Linked DNA regions of Homo sapiens: regions 1, 2, 4 and 5 are each linked to region 3. Evidence: chromatin loops called from intact Hi-C (ENCODE). Cell type or tissue: OCI-LY7. All regions are shown on one strand.

Region 1 (5,000 bases), 75 kb after region 3:
TGGATTCTGAGAGGAGGCACCTGGCTGACTCCTGCAGGGGCTGTGTGTTTCACTCTAGCTCCTGGACGTTGGCCACCACCACCCGGCGTCAGTGTCCTCATGCAGGACTGGGGTGCCTTGAACAACCGAACTTTATTCTCTCAAAGTCCCAGAGGCTGGAAGTCCAAGATCATGGTGTTGGCAGGGTTGGTTTCTTCTGTGAACGTAAGTTATCTGAAAAGGAATTCAGAGGAAAGAGATTTTATTCCAGCAAACAATTTGCAAACCCGGGAGACACAACATTCCCTTCTGGAGAACAAAGGGAAGGCTCAGGTTTTATAACAGACCAGGTTCCCCATCAGGTCTGCTTATGCAAATGAAGGATTGAAATCCACTGAGTTCTGATTGGTTGAGGCAGGTGAGCTCTTGATTGGTTGGTTCAGGTGAGCACTGGTGTCCCACAGCTGAATAGAGGTGGGGGTTTTCAAGGCACTCAGAGTACAAGTGTGACCTCTAGTCAGCAAAGTCTGTTTGGCTCTGTTTTAGGCCCAATTAGCCACTTGGGATCCATCTTGAAGGACTGGCTCCTTCAGGTTCACATTTGTGCACACTTTGAAGGCCTCTCTCCTGGCCTGGTAGATGCTGTCTTCTCCCTAGGCCTCACATGGGCATCCCTCTGTGGGTGTCTGTGTCCTCATCTCTTCTTCTTAGTCCTGTTGGGTTAGGTCCCACTGTAAAACCTCATTTTACCTATTTAATTGCTTCCTTAAAGCCTCTAGCTCCAAATATGGTCACCATGTGAAGTACTGGGGGTTGGGACTTCAACATACACGTTTGAGGGGCCATAATTCAGCCCCAAACATCCCCTAAAGCAATCCTACAAGTGTGTATCCTTGCTCCAAAATCACCTAACACGCATGAAGCCCCTGCTGGGGGCCTTCCTTGTGCTGGGGATGGAAGGCAAGGGAGCGAGGCATTCAGCCTCATTGGTGGCCTTAGTGGAGATGCCGTTGAATGATAGAGGCTGAGTGCACCAGCTGTCCCATGACCCACCCGTGGGGGTTCAAGGAAGGGAGGACCATCCTTGAGATGCCAGGTGTAGCCATCTGACCTCAGGAGAAGGCAGGGACACACGCAGTGGTGCCAGCTGGTTATCTTACAGGCTCTGAGAAGTGCTGCAACGTAGGAAGAAAGAAGTTCCCAGATGTCACCTACTCTCCCCCAGACCCAGACCTTATCTCACAGTCCAGCTGGCAGCCTAAACAAGGACTGTTAGATTTTAAAAACAAGGCCGGGCGCGGTGCCTCACGCCTATAATCCCAGCACTTTGGGAGGCCAAGGCGGGCAGATCACAAGGTCAGGAGATTGAGACCATCCTGGCTAACACAGTGAAACCCTGTCTCTACTAAAAATACAAAAATTTAGCTGAGTGTGGTGGCGGGCGCCTGTAATCCCAGCTACTCGGGAGACTGAGGCAGGAGAATCACTTGAACCTGAGAGGTGGAGGTTGCAGTGAGCTGAGATTGCACCATTGCACTCCAGCCTGGGTGACAGAGCGAGACTCTGTTTCAAAACAAAACAAAACAAAACAAAACAAAAACAAACAAAAAAAGCACAGGATGCTGATTCAAGTTCAAGTTCAGATAAAAAAAAAAGTTACCGCTTTAATAGACTAAGTCTGCATTAGTCAGCTTGGTTGCAATAACAAACACCATTGGCTGGATGGCTTTAACAACAGGGGTTGATTTCTCATAGCTCTGGAGACCAGGGAGTCCAAAATCAAAGGGCTGGTAAGGTAGGTTTTACTCTGAGGCCTCTTCTGTTGCTGGCTGGTTGGTGGCTGGCAGCTTGCTGCGTGCTCACATGACCTCTTCTTTGGGAGAGAATGAGAGCGTCCTCTGGTGTCTTTTCTTATAGGGGACACCAATCCTAGTGCGCCAGGGCCCCTCTTCATGACCTCATGTAACCTTCATTACTTCTGCAGAGGCCGTATCTCCAAGTGTGTTCTCATTGGGGGTTAGGGTTTTCAACAGATCCATTTTGAAGGAACACAACATTCAGTGTATAAAGAATCCCAGGTATTGTATGGGACAAAATTATACTGAAAACATTCATTGTGTACCTGAAATTTTGACTCTGAAATTAACACATCATCCTGTCTTTTTTCTGGCAGCCCTAACTTAAACGCAACCTTCATGCAAAAGGTCAGGCAGGACCCGGTGGTCAGAGACTCGGGCCCCTTAAGGGTTCCCCAAGTCCTGAATGTGGTGTCCGCTCAGCACGCACACCTCCCCATCCCCAGGTACTGGATGGCTTTCTGAAGAAGACCTCCTGTGAACACTGCTGGCTCAGCTTGTGTCTGTCTGGCGAGAATGTCCAGGCCTGAAAGCAGGTGCCTGCAGTGTGAGTCCCTGGTATGAGTCCCAGCTGCATGTTTTGAGAGAATGCACTTTTGAGGGTCTGTAGAGAGTTGCAGATATTATATGTGGATCTACCAACACAAGCATCTGGTCCACCACAAACACCTGCGGATGTAAAGCCCCCTCACCCTGCGCAGACCCCTCCTGTGGAGAAGACTGAATGCACCCGCGTACCCAGCAGGCTGACACAGGGATGGATCGATCGTCTTAGCAGCCTTTCCTCTAAATTCCAAAAGTATTTTTAGTCATAACCGTGTTACAATATTGACCCACTGTTTAAGTTCTAAAAGAATTAACAATTTTCAAATAATAAATTTCCAAGATATCAGAACTCAATGAAATACTTCATGTGTGAGACAAAATTTGCATGTGCCAAATAAAATATTACACCACGAAGTTTGCAGGCTACTTCTCTGTTTCGGATTTTAAATGTGGGTAAAAACTTCAAGTGGCCACACAGAACCCCGGAGCTGCCGTGTTCCAGGGCCTCTTCTGTGCAGTCCCCGTGCCACGGCTGCTCACTGCAAATCAGCTCCTTGGACAGAAGCCAGTGCAGTGATGCAGAGCAAGGCCACTGATGCTCTGTAAGTCCCATACGCATGTGACCTTTGGCTTAAAATCAACCCATATGGCTGAGCCCACCTGCACTGGGGCCCACTGTATAACCAGAGTTTTTAAAAAATCAAATTTCATGTAGAAAATAATGTTTGTTAAAGGTTGAATAATACAAATAAGTTAATTTTAAGTTGTATTAGTCAAGGTTCTCCAAAGAAACAGAACCAATAGGATAAACATGTGTGTATGTGCATACACACACATCTCTCTATAGATTTATATATAGAGAGAGAGTGAGCTGGGGGAGAGAGAGAGAAAGGATGGGGAGAGGTTTATTATAAGGAAGTGGCAGCCGGGTGCAGTGACTCACACCTGTAATCCCAGAACTTTGGGAGGCCAAGGCGTGAGGATCACCTGAGGTTAGGAATTTGAGATAAACCTGGCCAGCGTGGCAAAACCCCATCTCTACTAAAAATACAAAAATTAGCCAGGCATAGTGGTGCACACCTATAGTCCCAGCTACTCAAGAGGCTAAGGCAGGAGAATCACTTGAACCTGGGAGGCGGAGGTTTCAGCAAGCCAAGATCGCACCACTGCACTCCAGCCTGTGCAACAGAGTGAGACTCCATCTCAAAAAAAAAAATTATAAAATAAATAAATAAATAAAAATAAGGAAGTGTCTCATGGGATTATGAAAACTGAGAAGCCTCATGATCTGCCATCGCAAGCTGGAGACCCCCAAGAGCTGGTAGTGTAACTTCCAGCCTCAGTCTGAAGGCCTGAGAGCCGGAAGAGCTGGCAGTGTAAACCGCAGTTCCCAAGGCAGGAGAAGAACAAGTTCCTGCTCTTGCTGGCAGAAGGAAACAAAAGAGAGGTGAATTCCTGCATCCTCAGCCTTTGTTCTTCTCAGGACCTCAAGGGATTGGAAGATCTCCACCCACTCTACCTCACTGAACCCACCCATTCACATGCAAATCTCCCCCAAACACCACCACAGAGACATCTAAAAGGAACATTTAATCTGGGCACCCAGTTAAGTCGACACATGAAATTAACTAATACTGAGGTACATGTCTATTGACATATATTTGTATATATGCACACGCACGAGTGTACATGCATATGTCTGTGTATGTGAGTATATGTGTGTGATTAAAAACTCAGTGGTAAATAGAGAAAATGCTTAGAATGTAGACCAAGAAAGGTTTTTTTCACAAGTAAGGGATATTTTATTACTAGTAGTGTTCAAAATTGCCAATGAAAAGTGACAATAAAAAGCCTGCTGGCTTTTCCTGGGTTTTATAATGGGTGTTAAATTCTCTGCAGACAATATTCTCATTTAATGTCTATGCTGAAAGCTGCTGTTCCCACTGCCCTGGCCTTGGGGTGACACCCCTTTCCTACCTGTCCCCGGGCAACTCTCCAGATCTTTTGGGTCTTGAGTTGGGAGAGTCACCGATGTTCAGGGTGACCCAAAAAGCTAACTCTTCCAATCAGCCTAGGCTCCAGCCCTGCCTCAGTCACGGTCTCAGCATGCCAGGGTGGATCCACTCATCCATCCACCCACCCACCCATCCACCCATCTATGCATCCGTTCTTCTACCCATCTACCCATTCATCCATTCAACCATCCAGCAATCCGCCCATCCACCCATCCATCCATCCATCAAACAACCATCTATCCATCAGTCCAACCATCCACCCATCTATATACCCATTCACTCATCCATATATGTATCCACTCACTCATTCACCCATCCATTTATTCATCCATCCCTCCATTCATCCAAGATTTGCTTAGAACTCTTTGTATTTGGCCAGTGAATTTAGGAATACACATTTATCAGTCCTAGCCTTGGAGAAGCCATCTAGTGGGAGGTGGGGAAATAGATTAATAAACAGATAGGTATGGCAAGACTCCCTGTTTTGTAAACTTTGTAAATGAAAGAGCCAAGCCTGGATTTCTTCTCATTGCATTCATTGATAATTATATGTTGAATGAATGAATGAGTGTAATGGGAGCGTCATAGCACAGTCTAAGGAGTA
Region 2 (5,000 bases), 450 kb after region 3:
CCTGCCTGCTCACCTCAGCCATGAGCCTTGTCTGTGGGTCCAAGCCCCCTGCCTGGGGAACGACGGCTCCACAGCCTGACCTGCAGTGTCTCCTGGCTTTGAGAGCCTCCTAGTGTCTGCACAGACTTGTCCTGCTCATGGAGGCCTTTGGGACAGGACTATGTGATCTGGAAGTTGGGAAGGGCAGCAGAGGACAAGCCAGGAGACATCCTGGGCCCCTGGTGCTTTACATTCTGGGAAACTCCATGATAATATGCAAGCCCTTTGTTACTAGGTTCATATGTTTGGATTGTGTGAATGCCGTATCAATATTGAGACCCCGGGAGAAAGATGGCAGGGGAGGAGAGCCAGGAGTCTGAGTCCTGAGCCCTAATCCTGAGCCCTGAGCCCTGAACCCTAATCCTGTGCCCTGAGCCCTGAGCCCTAATCCTGTGCCCTGAGCCCTAATCCTGAACCCTGAGCCTTAATCCTGAGCCCTGAACCTTGAGGCCTAATCCTGAGCCCTGAGCCCTAATCCTGAGCCCTGAGCCCTGAGCCCTAACCCTGAGCCCTGAGTCCTCAGCCCCGAACCCTAAGCCCTGAGCCCTAACCCTGAGCCCTGAACCCTAACCCTGAGCGCTGAGCCCTGAGCCTTAACCCTGAGCCCTGAGTCCTGAGCCCTAATCCTGAGCCTTGAGCGCTAACCCTGAGCCCTGAGCCCTGAGCCCTAACCCTGAGCCCTGAGCTCTAATCCTGAGCCCTGAGCCCAGAGCCCTAACCCTGAGCCCTGAGCTGTGCACCATGAGTCTGAAGCTCCAGTTTTTTTGTGCCTGGCCCACATAGACTTGGCCGGCAAGGCCCTGCAGGGGAAATTGACTAGTTTTACTTGTATAAAATCCTTAATAGTTACATTTTCCTCTCTGTCCTTAATTATAATAATCCCATGGTCAGATGCAATGACAGGTGATGTAGCGGGGGATGAACTCAGCGTGGCCCCAGGACCTGCTCTGGGCTCTGGCCTAAAAGGAGTGAGGTTCAGGCTCCCATCCTTTCTCTGTCCTTCTGCTGTGCCTTGAGCCGAGCCCAACAGGACAGCTGCAGCAGGAGCTCCCGGGGACGGGGCTGTGTCCTGTTTTCGGGTGAGTCTCCAACAGTCAGGGTGGCTGTGAGCTCCCAAGATGGCTCCAGGCCAGGCTGAGGATGAGGGGAGGGGCATCCCCACTGGTGCCCACTGCACCTGGAGCCTGGGGTGGGGCTCGGCTTAGAACGATAAGTCCTGAGTAAATGGGTGAGCAAACAGGCTCATCACACATTACAAAAATTAGCTGACTGTGTCTGTACCCAACCCAACCTATAGCATCTTTGTTTGTTTGTTTGTTTGTTTGTTTTGAGATGGAGTTTCATTCTTGTTGCCCAGGCTGGAGTGCAATGGCACAATCTTGGCTCACTGCAACTTCCACCTCCTGGGTTCAAGCGATTCTCCTGCTTCAGCCTCCTAAGTAGCTGGGATTACAGGCCCCTGCTACCACACCTGGCTAATTTTTAGTAGAGACAGGGTTTTGCCATGTTGGTCAAGCTAGTCTTGAACTCCTGACCTCAGGAGATCTGTCCGCCTTGGCCTCCCAAAGTGCTGGGATTACAGGCGAGTCACTGCACCCAGCCTACATCTTGATGGAGGAACTGTTAGATTTCTCTTTCCTCAGACCCAGAGAAACATCCTATGGGACATTAAGGAAGTAGCCAAGTGACTCTTGGAGGGAGAGAAAGTAAAATAGAAGGGAAGGGAAGGGATGGGAAGGGAAGGGAAGGGAAGGGAAGGGAAGGGAAGGGGGCAGGGAGGGAGGGAGGGAGGGAAAGAAGGAGGGAAGGAAGGAAGGAAGGAAGGAAGGAAGGAAGGAAGGAAGGAAGGAAGGAAGGAAAGAAAGAAAAGGGAGGAAGGGAGAGAGGGAGGGAAAGAAGGGAAGGGAGGGAAGGAAGGTGGCATGGGGTTTCTGTCCCTTCTCTCAAGGGGCTTCTTGTCTGGCCAAGTGGGAGGGTATCCCTGGCTCTCTTCACCCTGCCTTTTTCCCTCCCTCTGGGGACTCCAGAGGCCCCTGCATGGACCTGACCCCAGCAACCCCTCCGGTGCCACACTGTAGGGAGCAGTGGCTGTTGGTAGTACAGACCTTACTTAAACTTTTTCTATGTAAATAACCGATAGTCATAAAAAGGAAAATTGCATTTGCTTTGAGTGGGCAGAAGATACATTTTAGTCAAAATGAGGAATATTCTCCAAGCGTGGCTTCAGCTCATGAATAACAACACTATATTACCTTTTTTTTTCAGGCTTTCAGCTCGACAGAGCTATTTGTCCTTGCGTACCAATGCAACAAATTATATTATTTAATGAAAAATGGGCCAGCCCCAGCTTCTCAGGCAAAGTCTCCCTGTATCAGTGACATTATCATTAATGCATCAGAACCCATGGATCAACCCAGCCTCTGTCTATGGCCACACCAAGAGGGACAGCTCATGGAGCCCAGCGCCCAGGAGATGCCTCACAGATGCCCATGTGCTCACCGATGCAGATCTGGGGCTGCTTAAGAGAAACTTCTTGTGGCTGGAGCTGCCCCAGGGCCCCAGGTGACCGACCTGGCATTGTGCTGGTAAAAGCAGAAGTGAGGCTTTGATCAAAGCTTCTCTGGGATTTGCGGGTGCCTTTCGTTTCAGAGGTCTGCACAGCGGGGCTCTCTCACTTCTTCCCACAGGCTGGTTGGCTCACTCATGCGAGCAACCACATGTCCTCGGCCAGCGCATGCCTGCAGCGCTCACACACGCTTACTGATCTTCCGGCTGGAGGACACATTTGGGAGGGCAGGGCCGGGTCTTGTTCAGCTGCAAAACACAAGGATGCGGGCCCACTCCATGCAGGACACTGAGTGCCTGCCGTACACCCTGAACTGGCTTGGAGAAGGCACTCAGGGCACAGCCAGGCCAGGAGCCACTGGTCTGACTGCCCACCTGCCTACAGAGTCAGTCCTGCCGCAGCTGGGATGTCAGACAGCAGCACCCCGTCTGGAGGAGCTGATGGATTAGCATCTCCAGGAAATTCCAGTCCTGTGGCCAGTGCCATGAGAGGCTGCAATGTAGGCCATGTTTCCTGAGCACCTGCTCTGTGCTGGGGCGGGGTAAGAGGGAAGGAGGGAGGAGGCATAAGACACACACAGATGGTGGCCACCCATGGAGGCTCTGCCACCCCCAGCAGCCCCAAGCCATCCTTCCTGGAATCCTCAAGACCTGGCCGAAATGCAGTTGCCTCTTCCAGCGAGCCCTCCAGAACTCCCACTGGCAGTGACATTTTCTCTATCGTCTGCTGCTCTGCAAGCAGAAACCTCCTCTGCAAGGAGTAAGTCTATGGCACATTTTAACTCCTGGTTACATGGCAGAGTTTTACTCCCATGAAATAGCTGTGAAAACTGAGACCTGGCAAATTCAAGCCCTCCTTGAAGAGGACCGCTTGCAAACAGCAGAACGGGGCAGGACTGTGCATCTTCTGTCTCCAGGCAAGCTGGTTTGAGAGGTCGGTTCACAAGACTTCTCTTTTCACACCTGCGTGGCTCAGGACTGAGGGGTGCCCAAGATTTGGGACTTCCAGTTTTATAGCCAGGAAAGTCCTTGGAAAGCCCAGCTTTCTCTCTGTCCTCGTCCAGAATGACTTGAGGTATATGAAGAATCCAGGAGGATGGAAGTTAAATTAAAATACACACAAATAAACAAGCAAACTACCATCAAAAGGCATGCTCACTGCTGCTGGAGCGAGGTTCACGGGCACGCCTAGCTCTGCAGCCCCGCTGGTCCCCCAGTGCCGAGCACGAAGAGGGCTTCTCAGTCACACTAGCCGGTGAGGAGGAGCTGGTCAGGATGAGTCCCGACCTGCAGGCACCAGCTCCCATGGTGAGTGTGAGTCACACTTGCCCAGCTTCCCCTCTGCCCAGGAAGGCACCCCACTGTAGCCCTGGCAAAAAGCTCGTGTTGGGGCTCGAGAGCGGCAATGTACGTGGACCCTCATGGAAACCAAAGTGTGGGGAGAATGTTTCTTCCCCACCACCCCCAACTTTGTGCCACCTTTCTTTCTTTCTTTCTTTCTTTTTTTTTTTTTTTGAGATGGAGTCTCGTTCTGTCGCCCAGGCCGGAGTGAAGTGGCATGATCTCGGCTCACTGCAAGCTCTGCCTCCCGGCTTCACGCCATTCTCCTGCCTCAGCCTCCCGAGTAGCTGGGACTACAGGAGTCTGCCACCACGCCCAGCTAATTTTTTGTCTTTTTTTTTTTTTTTAGTAGAGACGGGGTTTCACCGTGTTAGCCAGGATGGTCTCGATCTCCTGACCTTGTGAACCACCCGCCTCGGTCTCCCAAAGTGCTGGGGTTACAGGCGTGAGCCACCGCGCCCGGCCTTCCTACAGGACACTGGCCAACAATAGTTTTAGAAGATGCAGGCGCCGCCCGTCTTCCTGACTTTGATGCCTCATGGAACTCTGCAGCCTGGATAGCTCCTGTTTGAAGTTAGGGAGATTTGGAGTCCTTCTCTCCTCCCTGCCAAGTGTGCCCAGGTCAGAGTGTGCTGACCAGCGGCCCCAGAGAGCTGGTGGGTGGCTCTAGCTGCAGGAGTGACAGGTAGGGAGGTGAGGCTTCTCTCAGACCCCCCAACCCCCTCCAGGGATGGAGACCTTCTGGGCCTCTGACAGCCCAATGCTGGCTCCTAAAAATTTACCCTATTCATCATAAATTCCCACAACTATTTTTTTTCCCTTAAATGAGCATTGAAATTTATGGGTGATCATGGAAACCTCTCATCACATGTGAGTCAGAGCCACGAAAATGATGAAGCAGGAATTCTAATTTTTAATGAAAGAGCTGACCCAGGCTGAGTCATAAAAGATCAGACGCTGCCGTGTCTACTTGTCTCTGGATACACCCATTCCTTCTTACCCTGGTGAGGAGTGGTCTCGATTCTGTGATTCTGCCATCGGCAACTGTGAGCTCT
Region 3 (5,000 bases):
CTGGCTGAGTGGCCTTCATTACTACTCCTTAGACTATATGCACTTTTAATGTATTTCTCAATCAGGCCTCTCATCATGCTGCATATAGTAGGTGCTCAATAATTATCCAAGGAATGAGAGAATCAAATAATAGTAGGTGCTTAATAATTGTCCAAGGAATGAGAGGATCAAATAACTACATCAGCTATTTGCAACACCAAACTGATTGAAGATCTTGTCCTCTCCCTTCTTCCTCAACACAGTCCCTAAGATAAAACAAAATTCCAGATGCATGCCTGGCATGGAACCAACAACAACAACAAACTTCATCCAAATGATACAGCATGAACCTGCAGCTTCCCCTTGCAGAGAACAAGGTGGCCACACGCTTGGTGTGGAGCTGGAGCCGGGCAGGACCTGGGCTTCAGCAGGACACAATCCTGCTGGAATCTCAGCTCCACAGGCTGAGACATCCCTGGACGCCTTCGTCTCTTCTCCCGGTCAGAGTGACGCACAGCCCATCTTTCTAAAAGCAACAACTTGCTGGGCCTGAAATACTCAGAGTCTGCGAGGAGATTAGCAAGACTCCCCTCTACCTCTAAGTCTCTCCTAGATGTCAAAATGTTGACTTCGTCCCTGCTAAAATGTGGCTCTGAAAAAAAAAAATCACATCTTTTCAAATTCTCTGCAATCCCTGTGTCATTTGCAGCATATGTTCACGCATAATGATGTTCCTAACTGAAGTGACATTTCAGAGTAATGAGCCTTCAGTGACAACGTGTGAGAGCTGTGACAAGTTTTCTCTAATATAAAAAGGAGTGTAGACAAACCAAAATCCACAGCCAAGACCTTCCAGCTGCTGGGGCTCCAGTGGGGCCTGTGAACCCTGTGCGTGTGCAGCAGGCCTGTGGCCCCGTGGGCCGGCCCTCACGGTGAGCACGCTGGGAACTCACGCGCACCCTCCTACCTGCTGGTGCCTGTCAAGTCCCACGTGCCGGATGATCCCACAGGGTTGGAGAGAGGGAGGGAGGCAAGTGCAAGGCAGGGACCCGGCAGGAGTAGAGCCGCAGAGCTGGGCCGAGGCTGCTAGAACCCCAGCCAGCAGACACCTCGGCCAAGCGACTTCACTTCTCTGATCTTCTCTTCCAAACGGGACGATAACAGCCGCCTCCCAGGAATAAACCAGACAAATTGCTAAAGAAACTCCTCACGGGGCTGGCACACAGGGGGTCTGTGTGCCATAAATGGAAACAACTGCTTTTATTTTTAAATGTATCCTACTTTTAGCTAAAGCTCAAGGATCCTCTAAGTCAAGGATTTGGGCGACAGACACCTTGCCCGCTTTGCCTCCTGAGAGGAGGGCGTTGATGGCCTTCGTCTGACAAGGTAGGAGGTGGATGCTGGGGTTGTCCCAGTGTTGCTGCTTGGCAGGGCCTCTTGCTCAAGACCCCCGAGGACCAGCCCAGGGTGGTGGGCTCCACCCCATGAGAGCCAAGAGGATGCAGTTCACCTGGGGAGCGAGGTGCACAAAATGGCCCTGTGCTCTGCCCCGTGGGAGACCTGGTCTTCCTCCTTCCCCAAAGGGGCCAGCCTTTGTCCTGGGGGCAGTGACGCCAGCCTGGGCCTCAGGCCTGGGCAGAGGGAAGGCAGTGGGGCCCACACCCTCAGCTATGGAACTCTAGGACCGGGTGCGTGTCCTGGAGAGGTAGGGCTACTCTACATCACATCCCAGTGTGCACTAGGGCCCATTAAGAGGGGCTAAAGAAAATTCATCTCCTTCAGCTCTCCCAGCAGATCTGTTTGATTTGGGGCCAATCTGCATGGGAGGCTGAGAAGGAGCCTTGCTCAGCTGAATGTTCCCTCATTACATTTTCCCTGGGGATTGGCACCAGGAGCTGGAGTCACCTTCTCCCCTCAACACAATTTATGTGCCTTCTCGGGGTCATCCCCGGGGTCGGAGACATGAGGCCCATCTATCTTTGCTTTACTTCCAAGTCAGAAGCTCCTTGAGTAACAGAATTTGTCTTCGAGGTGAGTGTAGGGACAGGGTCATGAATGTAGGGCTGAGTTTAATGCACACATCCTCGCCCTTGAAGAAACAAGTCTCAGAAGAAGCCTGTTCCAGTCCAGCTGCAAATGAAAGCCAAGCTGGGTGCCAGCCCCAGAGGTGAAGGAGTGGGTGTTGACTTCAGCTTGGTGCAGGTGCAGCTCTCTGGATTCCCCCCGCCAAGCTGGGTGCCGACCGCAGAGGTGAAGGAGGTGGCTGTTGACTTCAGCTGGGTGCAGGTGCAGCTCTCTGGATTCCCCCCTGCCAAGCTGGGTACCAGCCCCAGAGGTGAAGGAGGCAGGTTTCGACTTCAGCTGGGTGCAGGTGCAGCTCTCTGGATTCCCCCCGCCAAGCTGGGTGCTGACCCCAGAGGCGAAGGAGGCAGGTTTTGACCTCAGCTGGGTGCAGGTGCAGCTCTCCGGGGCCCTACCTGCCCCCAGGTCACTGGTGATCTGCCCTCCTCTGCATGGCTTCTGTGCCTGGTCCACGGCCCTATTTAGTTATAGTTTTGTCTATTTGAATTGTGGCCCCTAAATGATCCATTCATGAAGAACCTTGGAATGTGGGATTATTTGGAATAAAGTCTTTGCAGAAGTCATTAAGATGAGGTCATCCTGGATCAGGGTGGGTCCTAAATCCAAAGAGAAGTGTCCTTGTAGGAGACAAAAGAGAAGGCACAGGGAGAAGAGGTCATGTGAAGATGGAGGCAGAGGCTGGAGTGCTGCGTCCGCACTACAGGCACCTTGATATCAGACTCCGGCCTCCCATGCTGGGAGAGAAGAAATGTCCATTGTTTTAAGCTGCTAGGTTTGTGGCCACGTGTTATCACCCCCTCCCCCCCACACCCAGGACACTCACAGGCCAGCCCGCTGTGAGCTTCTCATCCGTGTCCTGTGTGCCGACTTCCCCAGGAGACTCCCATCTCTTTGGGAATGCCCGTCCACTAATTAGTCATGTCTTTGTGCTTGGGTGCCAGTACACAGTAGGTGTAAAGCTTGTTAAGCCACACAGTTCCGGACACTTGAACATGGGGAATCTCTTGGAAGATACTCACTGAGAAAAGAGAAGGCTCTATGGCTTCTCATCAAGGAGGAAGAAGGGCTTGGGAGGAAACAATTGAGGGGAACAAAGGAAGGGGAGTGTGAGGCAGCTTTTAACCGGCATTTCAAAAGCAGGAACCCTGGCCAGGGCAGGCTTGTGAGGGAGGAGGGCATGTCCAATTAATGAGACTCAAATCACTAAAGCAAGTTCTTCTGATCTTTTAAGGAGCAGAATTCAATGCTGAGACACAGACAGTGGGCTGTGATGAGGCTGGGGTGGGGACAGCGATGACCTACCCAGTGGCAGGCGAATGATTAGGGTGGGAAGTGCTGTCCCAGGGACAGGCAGGCCTGGGAACCCAGTGACGTCACTCATGTCATGTCTAAACCCCTTTCTGCCATCTTGGCACCTCTGCTAGCTGATTAAACACTCACGGAGGGCTGCCGGCATCCAGGAGCCACCTCTCCCTATACCTTGTGCAAGGACCGTCCCTACCTCCTGTGAACAGAGGTGGGTAACTGAGGCTTCCGTGAGTGCTCGCTGAGCTCCTAGCATGTGCTAGGTGCTCTGGGTACTTCACACGCTGCCCCAGGGCTCTCTGGCCCTGCCTGTGCGGTGGTGGCATGCAGTCATATTCAGAGACGTGCTGTATAGCACGGTGCCTGTGTTTAATAGTCCAGTCTCACACACTTTAAAATACATTAGAGGAGAGACCTCATGTTAAGTGTTCCTACCACATACACACCCTCACACCCCAACACACAGGCACACACCCTCACACCCCCCTCCCCATTCACACACAGAAGAGCAGCGGGAAATTTGGCAGGTGACGCATGTCTTTAGTACTTGATGGTGAAGATGGCATCTCAGGCACACGCCTGCGCCCACACTCATCGAAATGTATCCTCCAAATGTGTGTGATTTTTGTATGTTAATTATAGCTCAATAAAGTTTTAGAGGCCGGGCATGGTGGCTCACGCCAGTGATCCCAGTACTTTGGGAGGCGAGGCGAGTGGATCACCTGAGGTCAGGAGTTCAAGACCAGCCTGGCCAACATGGCAAAACCTTGACTTTACCAAAAAATATTAAAAATTAGCTGGGCGTGGTAGCAAGCAGCTGTAATCCCAGCTACTCAGGAGGCTGAGGCAGGAGAATCGCTTGAACCCAGGAGGCGGAGGTTGTAGTGAGTGTCTCTATTTTAACAAGCATTTGGACAACATCATCTCCTGGTTGTGCTGCTTGAATCTTGGCCTTCCTGAGAACATTGGCCTGGTTCTGGAAGAGCCAGGCTCCCGTGTGGTTCCTGGGAGGTGCAGACGAAGGTGAGGACTCAGAGTTCCCTGCATGTCTGTGCACAGACAGGTGACTTGTCCTGAGCACCAGTACGTGTGGCAGAGCCCAACCCCAGCCCCAGCCCCTGTCCCCCATCAGCCTGCCTGTCCTGCACCCCAGGGCTTTCTGTCCAGCATCATGGTGCCTGGCCGTGTGCCTCCAGGAGCACTGTGAACTTGCTGGACCATGTTTTGTCTAATTTTAACCTCGTCGAATGAGATGCAATAGTATATGCCCCACAGGGCATCAGGGATGAAGCTTCCTGATGCATGATGTGCACCTAATAAGCACAATGTCCACCCCTCCTGTTGAACATGCACTGAGGAGAATGGGTCCCTGTGTCTCAGGTCAGGGGCAGCAGCAGCATCACCAAGCTTGGCTGAATCACCCTGGCTCACCCTCTGGCAACATGCAAAGACCAAAGCCTCTTGTGCTCCTTCTACCATGGGGGCTGCAGTGTCCCATGCAGTGGGCGCTTCCTCAGGTCCACCATGGAAGGAGCTCCCTCAAGTCCTGCAGGGATCTGAGCGGCATGGTCAGGGTCTGTGGGTTGCAAGCGTGGCCTCTGAATTTGGGAGGCACTCAGGGTCTCCCTCTCTGG
Region 4 (5,000 bases), 100 kb after region 3:
GAGGTGCAGGCGGGATGGGGAGATGCAGGCGGGATGGGGAGGTACAGGAGGGTTGGGGAGGTGCAGGCGGGATGGGGAGGTGCAGGTGGGTTGGGGAGTTGCAGGTGCGGTGGGGAGGTGCAGGCGGGGTGGGGAGGTGCAGGCAGGGTGGGGAGGTGCAGGCGGGGTGGGGAGGTGCAGGTGGGATGGACAGGTCCATGTGGGAAGGGGAGATTCAGGTGAGATGTGTAGGTACAGGTGGGATTGGGAGGTATAGCTAAGCATCTCCTCTGGCATATCAGGCCCTGCCTCATTTGCCGGACTCAGAAGGGGCTTCTGGGGTCTGGACTGGACAGAATCCTTTTCCCAGCCCAAAGCCTGTCCTGACCAGGGCAAAGAGCCCACTCTGTGGATCAGCCTAGTGAGGAGGATCTGGACTCTGTCCTGCAGTGAGCAGCCAGCGTGCTTGGAATTTGGTGCAGGACAGGAGACTTCACCAAGGGCAAACTCAGGCCCAAGACTATCCCCCTGGGCAGGAGAATAACGCAGCAGCCCTCAGCCAGTGTCTCCTCCTCAGCCAGTGTCTCCCAGGTCCATCCGCGCAGCCAGTGTCTCCTCCTCAGCCAGTGTCTCCCAGGTCCATCCGCGACTCCAGGGTGTCTGTCTAGGACCAGCTTGCTGCTTGACTGTGATATTTCATTTGCTTTTATTTGTTCAGGAAACGGGATGAGAGCTCCAGTTCTCTCCTCCCATGCCTGGAAGGATTGGAGAAACCTGTAGCCCCACATCCCAGGAGTATGTGGAAGCAGAGGATGCTGTGAGGGTTATCTGGCCAAAGGGCTCTCACCCCTGCTGACCTGGCTGCAGCCCGGCCTGCAGGAGCCCCTCCTCCCTGCCCCCTGCCATCTGGAGCTGCAGAACAGGCTCTGGGTCCTGCCTGAGGCATCTGCTGAGCCCCCCACCTGCCCATCAGGCTGCAACTCAGCCAGAGCGAATACCACCCCTGCCCCTCCATGCCTGCAGCCACCTGGCAGCCCCTCCTTGCTGCCAGCTTCACGCCAGTTGACCACCCTGCCACTCCTGCTGCCTGGATGTACCAGGAAGAATCTGCTTGCTTCTTTCTAGTCTCACTGTCTGTGGGGTCCCCTTGCAATGAGGGCCCCAGGGCAGGCATGCCTTAGGCTGGGGTAACAGAGACATGGGCGTCTTCCTGACGCATCCCCATTGCCTCGGGGAAAGGAACTCCCTTTACCCCCAACAGCCCTCTCTGGCCCTGGGATTCTTTCAAAATCAGACCAAACAGGGCTGCCATTTCCATCCTAAGGCCCCTTCCCTGTCGCAGTGCTGGCGTTGGTGCTGGGGGAGTGAAGGTGAGCGGCCGGTATGCTGGGGTATAGGTGGGGCTGAGAGTGCTGAAAGGTGCAGGTGACATTCGCCAACAGCTGCAAAGGCTGGGGGTGGCGCTTGCACTCTGGGAAGGTCAGGAGGGGCCCCTGGGAGAGGTCACACATGAGCAAGATGGCAAAGCACTATTTGGAGCACACAGGAGAAGGCACCGGAGACTCATGGCTTCCAGGCACCCTGAGTTCAAATCCTGACAGCCTCTGTGTGGAGGAGCTGGCTCCCATGGGCTCCAGTGTGGCCTGCTTCCCTGTTTGTTTAGTGAACGCCTTAACAAAAAAGGTTTTAGGGGGTGCCTCACCCTTTAAAATTGACAGGACCACAAATCACCCCACACACAATTGTGTGTGTGTGCGGCCCGCCAGGTGGGGAGGGCAGGGCCTTCCTGTGGTCAGGTTCCCAGAGAAGCGCTTCCAGTAGGGGCCACCAGGCATGGCCCCTCTGCCCCACCTTGATCATGTTCATGCTTACATCTCAAATGCACGTGTCTGCTACATCTTTCATTGTCTTTTAAGTCAATTGGGAAAAAGCAAAACAGAACTCCCTAATTCAACCTCAAAGTTAACGCATCCATGTGAACTAAAGAAGAAAACGTGATTTTCATCTATCACAAGAATAAAGAAGTGAAACACTGATCATATTAAAAGGGGTGTGGGGGAATTGGGCACTCTTTCATTTTTGGGGTGAGATCATTAACTGGAAAATGGTTATAAAGAGGAATTTGACAGCACACATCACCTATAAACATTGTAAGATGCTTCATTTTGAAAAGTCTGTTTTATAGACACAAAGTGCTCAGAAGTTACTGCATAAGCATGTTCCCAGTGATGCTGTTTTTAACAGAAAAAAATGAAAAAAGAAATATGGATGATGAAAATGGCTGAATGAGGAAGTGGTATTGTGTGAGCAGGAAAGGGGAGCAGGTGCATCTATTTGCAGTGACCCACAGACACATCTGGTTTCTGCAGGAAACGAAAGCCAACTGATATGATGGTTTCGTTTTGATGCCACTTTATTTTTTTTAAAGTGTATGTGTTAATATGTGAACAGAAGAAAAGCCACATACCTACGTGTTAACAATAATTACTTCCGGGAATGTATATAAAGTGTGAATTTCTGCATTGTTTGCATGTTTTATCAAATGTTACTTCTTTTATAATTAAAAAACAAACCTGAAAAAAACTCCATGCTGAGGTAAACACTGTCTGCTGGTTTGGGTAATCAAGGAAGAGAGTAGTTTGTCTTTATCTAATTTGCTTAAAACGTGAACAACTTGAGGAATAGCTCACACTTCCATTGCACATTCTCCGCCAGGAAATGCTGAAAGCGCTTTGCACATATTAACTCACTCAATCCTCAGAGCCGCTTTATGAGGTATGTGCTGTCATGATCCTCACTTTAACAAATGGGAAATATGAGGTGCAGAAAGGGCAAGAAACTTTCCCCAAAGCTCACGAGAAGTGCGGCACGGATTTGAAATTAGGGTGTCAGCTCGAGACGCCAAGCTTCAACTCCCACCCCACCGGGGCCCTCCCCAGAGCCTCCATGTCTCCCTGCCGTTGCCGGGCACCTCGTCCAGGGTGCCTTCCTGTTCCCCACTGCTCAACCTCCCCAACCTCCCCAGCCCTTACTGCCAATATCCTCAGAGGGCTGGGGAGCCCAATAACAGCACCCCCCAGGTGTGATCAGAGGACAGCGGGCAGAAAGCACTGGAATGGGCTTAAACACTAAACAAACCCCAGTGCCTTTGAAGTACCATGCTCTGGTCACTTGTGTTGGTGAAAGCCGTAGTCCTGAGGCCACCTGCCCTCTCCCAGAACTGAAGAGCTGGCACCCATGAAGGGCCAGGCTGACCCCACTCCCCATGCAGCCGCAAGCCAGGACTGCAGCAATGCAGAGAGCAGAGACCACCAGGATGGCCCCTGGCTGGGCCCCCAAATGACCTGCGGGCAGGCTGTGCTCACAGGAGGCTGCGTGTCTGCTGGAGTCCGCACCTGCCAGCCTGGCTCTGCATCTGGAAGCCTTACAGGAGCACCTCAGAGCCGAGCTTCGAGGCCTTGCTGCAGTCAGATGGGGAATACACGGCCCACCTGCTCCCCAAGCAGCCTGCCCTGCCATGCTGCCCTGTGGGTCTGGGGTACCACTGGATGAGCTCTGGTGACAACAAGGTGAATCATGCCTTCCTTGGAGCAGTGAGAGCCCTTCCAATTATCACGTTTCCAGAGAAAAATGAAAATCTAAATTGAAATCCTCTTTCTCTTGCAAGTTTCAGCTCAGCTGCCGACTCCGCTCTGGAAGCCCGAGGGGCTCCCGGGGGCTCAGGCTTCCTTCCGCAGCAGCCACCCTTGCTGGGGCTGCTTCCTCCCAGAAGGTCACGGCTCTGCGGTGTCTTGTTGGTCATCTGTCCTGTGTCCAGCACTGACACTGCTGCAGCTGTGAGCCTTCCCCAGGGCTCGGCCAGTTGAACCCAGGAGGAGGCAGATCCATCCAGCTGCTCAGAGGCCCAGGGTGGCCTCTTTGGGAAGGAGCTGCTCTGTGCAGAGCTGGGCCTCTGAAGATCTGGGATCCTCCAGGCCTGGGGTAATGAAAGCCCTTCATTGATGGCCAAACCTTCCCTCCACCAGGGCAATATGCCCCACACATCACTGTCCCTTCCTTGTCACCTTCCTCCCTGGAGCTGACCCAGTTATGGGCTTGAAAATATTAATCTACTTCTTTGGGTGACTCCAATCTGTCTTTACTATAAGTCAGGAAACTGAGTGCTGGACCCCAGAGCCTCCTCTGTCTGCCGCCTCCTCCTCCTCTTATTTTCCTCCTCCCCCTTTACCTCTCCCTCCTCCTCCTTCTCTTCTTCCTTCTTCTCATCCTCTTTTTTCTCTTCCTCATCCTTCTCCCACTTTTCCCCTCCCTTCTGCTCCTCCTCTTACTTTCCTCCTCCTCCCTCCTTCCCTGTCCCCCTCCCTGTCCAGCCACTGGGTTTCCTAACATGCTCATTCTGGTTCTGTCCTGCAGGTGAGAGTTTGGGAGTCCAAGGCTCCGGGACCCCAGTGCTCTGTTCCCAAGCTCTGTTCATTTTCCCCTGCATGAGGGAGGGGTCCCCCTGGAGGTCCCCATGTTCCCTGGGCTCCTGCTGTCACTGTCTCTGTGCTTTTCTGCCCAGAGCGTTGCCCCTCCCTGGATCTCCCTGGGACTCCTGCCCCACCTTTCTCCCAGCTGTGCTCTGTCTGGGTAGGGACTCCCTGCTCCTCCACCCTGAGAAAGAGGCGGGAAGGTCATCGGTGATGGTGAAGGTGTTTCATTCAGATCTCAAAACCACGCTCCTTCTTGGTAACCGGTGCTGCAGCTCCTCACATCACCTAAGGGCCCCCTCCAGTGGGCTTGCCCCTGCAGGGGGTCACCTCAGCCGCCATGTCCTGGTAGAGCCGTCCGTCTCCTCTGGCCTGGCCTCGCTGCCCTCTCCAGCCACCCCACACGCGCCTCCGACAGCCTGGACTCCTGAACACAGTGCGGGTGGTTCTGTCTCATTTTCCTCTTCATTGGGTCTAATCTGGTCCATAAAATGGCAAGTGTTCTCCTTAGGAATATCTCCTCTTCTTCCAGCTCAATTCAAGGGTTTTAAT
Region 5 (5,000 bases), 79 kb before region 3:
TGTGATTCAGTGTCCATCAGAATAATAACTTTTTAAAATCTTCAGGAACAAGTGTGAGTTTTCCCATGCTGTGGCTCAGGAGAAACCCTTCCTGAGGCCTTTATAAACAGAATGCTGGTAACTGGGCTATTTTCTCAACAGTGCCCCCATGTGCCAGCCACAACAGTCGTGTAAATGTTGCTTTCTCTCATAATTTCCCATTTTGGAATTGTTATAATTCCTTCCCCACCTCCTGTAGGTGGTATGCTTGGGGTTCTGGGGGTTCTATGATATGTGCATATATATAGTATAGGAATGATACATATATTCCGATATAACCGTATCACAGGAATATATGTATGTGTGTGTGTATACGTATATATCTTCCTTCCTTCCTTTCTTCCCTCCTTCTTTCCTTCCTTCCTTCCTTCTTCTCTTTCTTCCTTTGCATAGGTACTTTCTGAGTGGCATTACATGACAGGCATTTGTATAAGGACAAGGGATATATGAGAAAAAGGTAATTCAGCAAACAGGATCTCTGGAATGTTCAGAACACATGGGGTAAACCACGTGTATTAGTCAGGATTCTCTAGAGGGACAGAACTATATATATATATATATATATATATATATATATATATGATGGGATATATATATATATATATATGATGGGATATATATATATGATGGGATATATATATATATATATATATGATGGGATATATATATATGATGGGATATATATATATATGATGGGATATATATATATATATGATGGGATATATATATATACGATGGGATATATATATTTCATATATTCTGTATATATATTCACTGAAATAAGGAAATATACATATTCCATATATTCTGTATATATACAGAAATAATTTTATATATATATAGATAGATATATAAAGGGGAGTTTATTAAGTATTAACTCACATGATCACAAGGTCCTACAATAGGCTGTCTGCAGGCTGAGGAGCAAGGAGAGCCAGTCCCAGTCCCAAAACTGAAGAACTTGGAGTCCGATGTTCGAGGGCAGGAAGCATCCAGCACAGGAGAAAGATGTAGGCTGGGAGGCTAGGCCAGTCTCTCTTTTCACATATTTCTGCCTGTTTATATTCTAGCCATGCTGGCAGCTGATTAGATGATGCCTACCCAGATTAAGGGTGGATCTGCCTTTCCCAGCCCAGTGACTCAAATGTTAATCTCCTTTGGCAACACCCTCACAGACACACCCAGGATCAATACTTTGTATCCTTCCATCCAATGAAGTTGACACTCAGAACTAACCATCACGCCATGACATAGGACAAGTTATTGCCTGGGACAAAAATGAGCTCATAAACAAAGAAGCTTCCTTACATACAGATTTTATAGATTCTCTAGTAAAAACAACTTCCAAGGTCACCTCCTCCTCCTCCCAGTCCTCTGTCCGCCCCCCCACAGCCTGAGCACCCACATCATAAATGGGGAGCAGCTGGTGTCCCAGATTTTGGGACCCTTCCCTGTCCTTGGCGTCTGATGCTCTATGGCTTCTTGGACATTTGTTTTATTCACAAACACTGAAGAATCAGTTTAATTAGACATCTTCCAATTCTATGTCAAGCCCTTGGAAATCCCAAGTGTTTAGCAGTTAGGAGGGAGGGTATAAAGGCTCCTGCTGAGGTCACAGTCTGGGGGCAGGATTGGGCCGGAGGGGCAGCCTTAGAGAGGATGCAATTAGCTGGTATTGAAAATAACAGAAGAAAGAAATCCTCAGGTGCAGGGCCACTCACACACACCTTGACGTAAGGGTCAGCAAACGAGGAAGGAGAAAAATTGAGTGAGTTCTCAGATGTTTATCATTAGCAGAAACCCACTGGGTAGGCTTAGATTATTAGTGTAACTCAGTGGCACTCACCCTGCACAGAACCATGAACAGGCACTGCTTCCCAAAAGCAATGGGCCCAATCCCAGGGCCCTCTGTAATCTGTCCTGATGCATGGTTAAAAGCTTAGTATTGCGACTCTTTAATTTAGAAAAATCAATCAAACTTTGACAATTTTTCCTTCTTCCCTCCCTCTCCTTCCTCCCTTTACTGCCTCCCTCCCTCTCCTTCCTCCCTAGTCCCTCTCCTTCCTCCCTAAGTCCCTCTCCCTCTTCTCTCTCCTTCCTCCCTGTCCTTCCTCCCCTCCTCCCTCTCTTTACTGCCTCTCCCTCCTCCCTCTCCTTCTTCCCTCTCCTTCCTCCTTGTCTCTCCTCCCTCTCCTTCCTCCTTCTCCTTCCTCCCTACCTCCCTCTCCCTCCTCCCTCTCTTTCCTCCCTCCCTCTCCTTTCTCCCTTCCTTCTCTTCTTCCTTCAGTTAGGAAGGAAGTGCCATTACATGCCAGGCACTGGTATCAGGACAGGGGATACAAAGAAAATGCCTAATTCATGCAAGTCATTTTAGCTTGCACCCGGTATGTCTTGGATTGCTAGTTCTGAGAGAAAGGAACCAGCGCACCAGGAAGACCCTCAGGCAGCCCCATGGACAGTTCTGTGCAGAGAGGGATCCAGGCCCCCAGCCAACAGCTGGCAACAAATGCCACTCATGTGGATGAGGCCTTGGAAGTAGACCCTTCATCTCAATCAAACTTTGATGACTACAGCCTGGCCAACATCTGACTGCAGACAGGAGAGACCCCAAGCGAGGACTACCCAGCAAACTCTTCCCAAATGTATGGCTCATAGAATCTGTGTACACGATAAAGGCCCCTAAGTGCTGGGGTGATCCATCATGCAACATTCGATAACTGCAACAGACACTGAGCCCAGTGGTTGGTGCACCATCAATGCTCAGACAGTGGTGGCTGCTGCTTCTGTCAAATAACAGCAGTTCCATGTTCTGACAGATGTCCTAGATTATTCCAGGAAGTCGCATGGCTCCAGACTCCCTCCACACCCACAGTGCCCCCTGAGGAAGCCTGGCCCCACAGATGGTGACTGGCGGGAGCCATCAGACCCCCTGTCTGATTGATTGCACTTGAGTGCTAGAGAGGAGGCCATGAGAGAAAGTCACACACGTGAAACTCACACGGGAAACCACAGCCTCTGCACCTCCGCAGGACACGGCACGGTAGCTCAGCCAGAGCCTTGGCGACCTTGGGTGCCCTTCGCGAGCTCCTGCTTCCGGAGCCGGCTCTGCAGCTGTTCTTCCTCCTCTTGTGTCTCTTGTAGCTTATAATAAAAATCTCTCTCTGGGAATTTCTTTGTTCTTTGAGCATTTCTTTGTTTCTTGCAGCCTAAAAGAGCCCATCTCAAACAACAAGGGTCTGGGTGGAGGAAGGGTTAAGGACATCTTATTTAGACTCAAAGAGCCCAATCAAGCCTTCTGCCTGAATGGAATGATTTGTGCAGTTCCTCGGTGAGACAAGAAGCTGCTTCTCTGCTCTGCCTACTAAGAAGGCCTGGATTTCCATACATAAGTAGATAAACACAACGTGCTGAAGGCAGACAGGGAAAGCAAGAAAGAACACACTATTCATTAACTTCTCCGCTTCCTAATAGGATCACCACGGGCTGAGCAACATTTCTGCTTGAGTACCCCAGCACAAAGCCCTGTCTGGGCCTCAGCCACCTGGTAATTCTCAATTAGGCTCCACGGCAGCACTAACGGCTGGCTGTTGGCTCCTACAGGTAGAGCTTATTCAACAAGGGGCCCGAGCTGTATGCCCGGAGATCACGCATGCCCAGCCTGCTGGGCCACCGTGGGCGCTGGGCAGTCTCTCTGCATTTGACCCTTTCATGATGCAGCTCCCAGTTCCCTGGGGTGGGGGCTGAGGAGCCTGGCAAGCCAGTGTGGCCATCCCCAAGTTACTCAGCACCACAGGCAGCAGCATTTTACAGCACATAGGAGGGAGCAAACCTTGCAAAAATGGATCGATAGAGACTGCTTATTGAAAGAACCTTGAACAAGCACATGTGTAAGGATTGAGAATGTGGTGTCTGAACTGGCAGCATGTGCCCAGAGCAGCACAGACCTCCCAGGAAAATGAAGAGAGGAAATCGAGGTCCCAGCAGCCCCAAGGCCCTATCTTCCTGTTTCTGCAATCACAGAGTCTTCACCTTGCCTTTTGCTCAAAGCACCGGACATCAACCTGTGGGCCATTGTCCACATTTGGCTGTCTGTACCTAGACCTGCACTGATGGATGTGGCATGCTCAGAGGTGGAGCAGATTCAGGCTGTTGTCAACAATGGTTTTGAACTCACCATCATGTTCTAAGTTAAATATTCCTCCGTGCATCATCCACCTGAATGGTTGTTCTGTGATCCCTGGAACAAGAAGATAGAGCTCCAAATGGCACAACCAGATAAGCATCACCCACCCCCGCTCAAGAATTCTGTTCGAAGTGTGCTTATTCCCACCTGGGCACACAATGTACCCATACAATAAAGCTTGCTGAAGTTGCAAACCTGCCCGAACATGGGGCTCTCCTACGTGACCATGCACCTAAAGGGCTCCAATCCCTCTGCCAATCACCCTAAGAAGTTTCCAACCTGCTCCATTTGGCTGAGAATCCTTTACTGGCTCCCCATCACCAGTGTGAATTAAGTCGCACCCCCTTAGCCTTCCTCCAGAGCCTTCTCTGAATTGACCCAGCCTGGATTTCACCTGTCAGTCATTCTTTGATATCCTTGTCTGTGAGTCCCTTATCCTGAATATGCTGAGCCCCTACTGAATACGCCCTCCCACCGTGAGGCAGGATAGCGCCGTGTGGAAGGCACAGGCCTGTGGATCAGACAGACCTGGACTCTGATTACTTAATCTGTTTGAACCTCAGTTTCCTCATCTATAAATTCAAAATACTCATCATCGTCTGTGCTGTGTAGGGTTGGCAAGAGGATTACACGTCAGTCCTGGAAAGCAGGACTCAAGGCCCAGCATGCAGTGCACACTAACCACCCGTCGACACTCCAGGGCCCCCCACTCTAAGCATGCCTACTGTGTGGTGAAGTCACTGCCTTCATTGCGGTTATGGCCATCATCCTCCTCACT

What was found. A loop is a pair of places that touch in the nucleus more often than their neighbours do. Peaks named below come from ENCODE experiments on the same cell type or tissue, not always from the same donor. Only the 100,000 strongest peaks of a DNase experiment are listed, where the experiment ranks them.
Region 1: a loop joins it to region 3, with 8 times the contacts of the local background. A loop is called at or near these places in 1 of 110 quality-filtered maps.
Region 2: a loop joins it to region 3, with 9 times the contacts of the local background. A loop is called at or near these places in 1 of 110 quality-filtered maps.
Region 4: it touches region 3 in a loop (9-fold over the local background); 1 of 110 quality-filtered maps calls a loop at or near these places.
Region 5: it touches region 3 in a loop (9-fold over the local background); 1 of 110 quality-filtered maps calls a loop at or near these places.

What each region holds. Positions count from the first base shown.
Region 1 is chr22:48,069,101-48,074,100 of GRCh38, forward strand. No RefSeq gene overlaps it. Among named protein-coding and RNA genes, the nearest start is that of MIR3201, 200 kb to the right of the region's middle. RefSeq lists a silencer at 979-1,179. In OCI-LY7, CTCF peaks have their summits at 1,881 (motif pointing left), 2,087 and 4,840; DNase peaks (open chromatin) are centred at 1,851, 2,411, 2,941, 3,831 and 1 weaker place; H3K4me3 peaks cover 2,465 bases; H3K27ac peaks cover 4,187 bases.
Region 2 is chr22:48,441,753-48,446,752 of GRCh38, forward strand. No RefSeq gene overlaps it. Among named protein-coding and RNA genes, the nearest start is that of TAFA5, 45 kb to the right of the region's middle. RefSeq lists enhancers at 2,614-2,743, 3,959-5,000. In OCI-LY7, no CTCF peak of the experiment used is centred here; DNase peaks (open chromatin) are centred at 2,689, 3,079 and 3,499; H3K4me3 peaks cover 1,553 bases; H3K27ac peaks cover 1,442 bases.
Region 3 is chr22:47,994,390-47,999,389 of GRCh38, forward strand. No RefSeq gene overlaps it. Among named protein-coding and RNA genes, the nearest start is that of MIR3201, 280 kb to the right of the region's middle. In OCI-LY7, no CTCF peak of the experiment used is centred here; a DNase peak (open chromatin) is centred at 2,232; H3K4me3 peaks cover 719 bases; H3K27ac peaks cover 2,150 bases.
Region 4 is chr22:48,096,102-48,101,101 of GRCh38, forward strand. LOC107985536 (a long non-coding RNA gene) reads left to right here and starts at 2,668. Exons shown (of 2, transcript XR_001755616.2): 1 at 2,668-3,548; 2 at 3,647-4,104. RefSeq lists enhancers at 2,151-2,260, 2,281-2,490, 2,561-2,800. In OCI-LY7, a CTCF peak has its summit at 4,481 (motif pointing left); DNase peaks (open chromatin) are centred at 980, 1,840, 2,330, 2,690 and 1 weaker place; H3K4me3 peaks cover 4,245 bases; H3K27ac peaks cover 5,000 bases.
Region 5 is chr22:47,915,675-47,920,674 of GRCh38, forward strand. No RefSeq gene overlaps it. Among named protein-coding and RNA genes, the nearest start is that of EPIC1, 290 kb to the left of the region's middle. In OCI-LY7, CTCF peaks have their summits at 151 (motif pointing left), 3,000 and 3,203; DNase peaks (open chromatin) are centred at 3,067, 3,577 and 3,977; H3K4me3 peaks cover 2,194 bases; H3K27ac peaks cover 3,107 bases.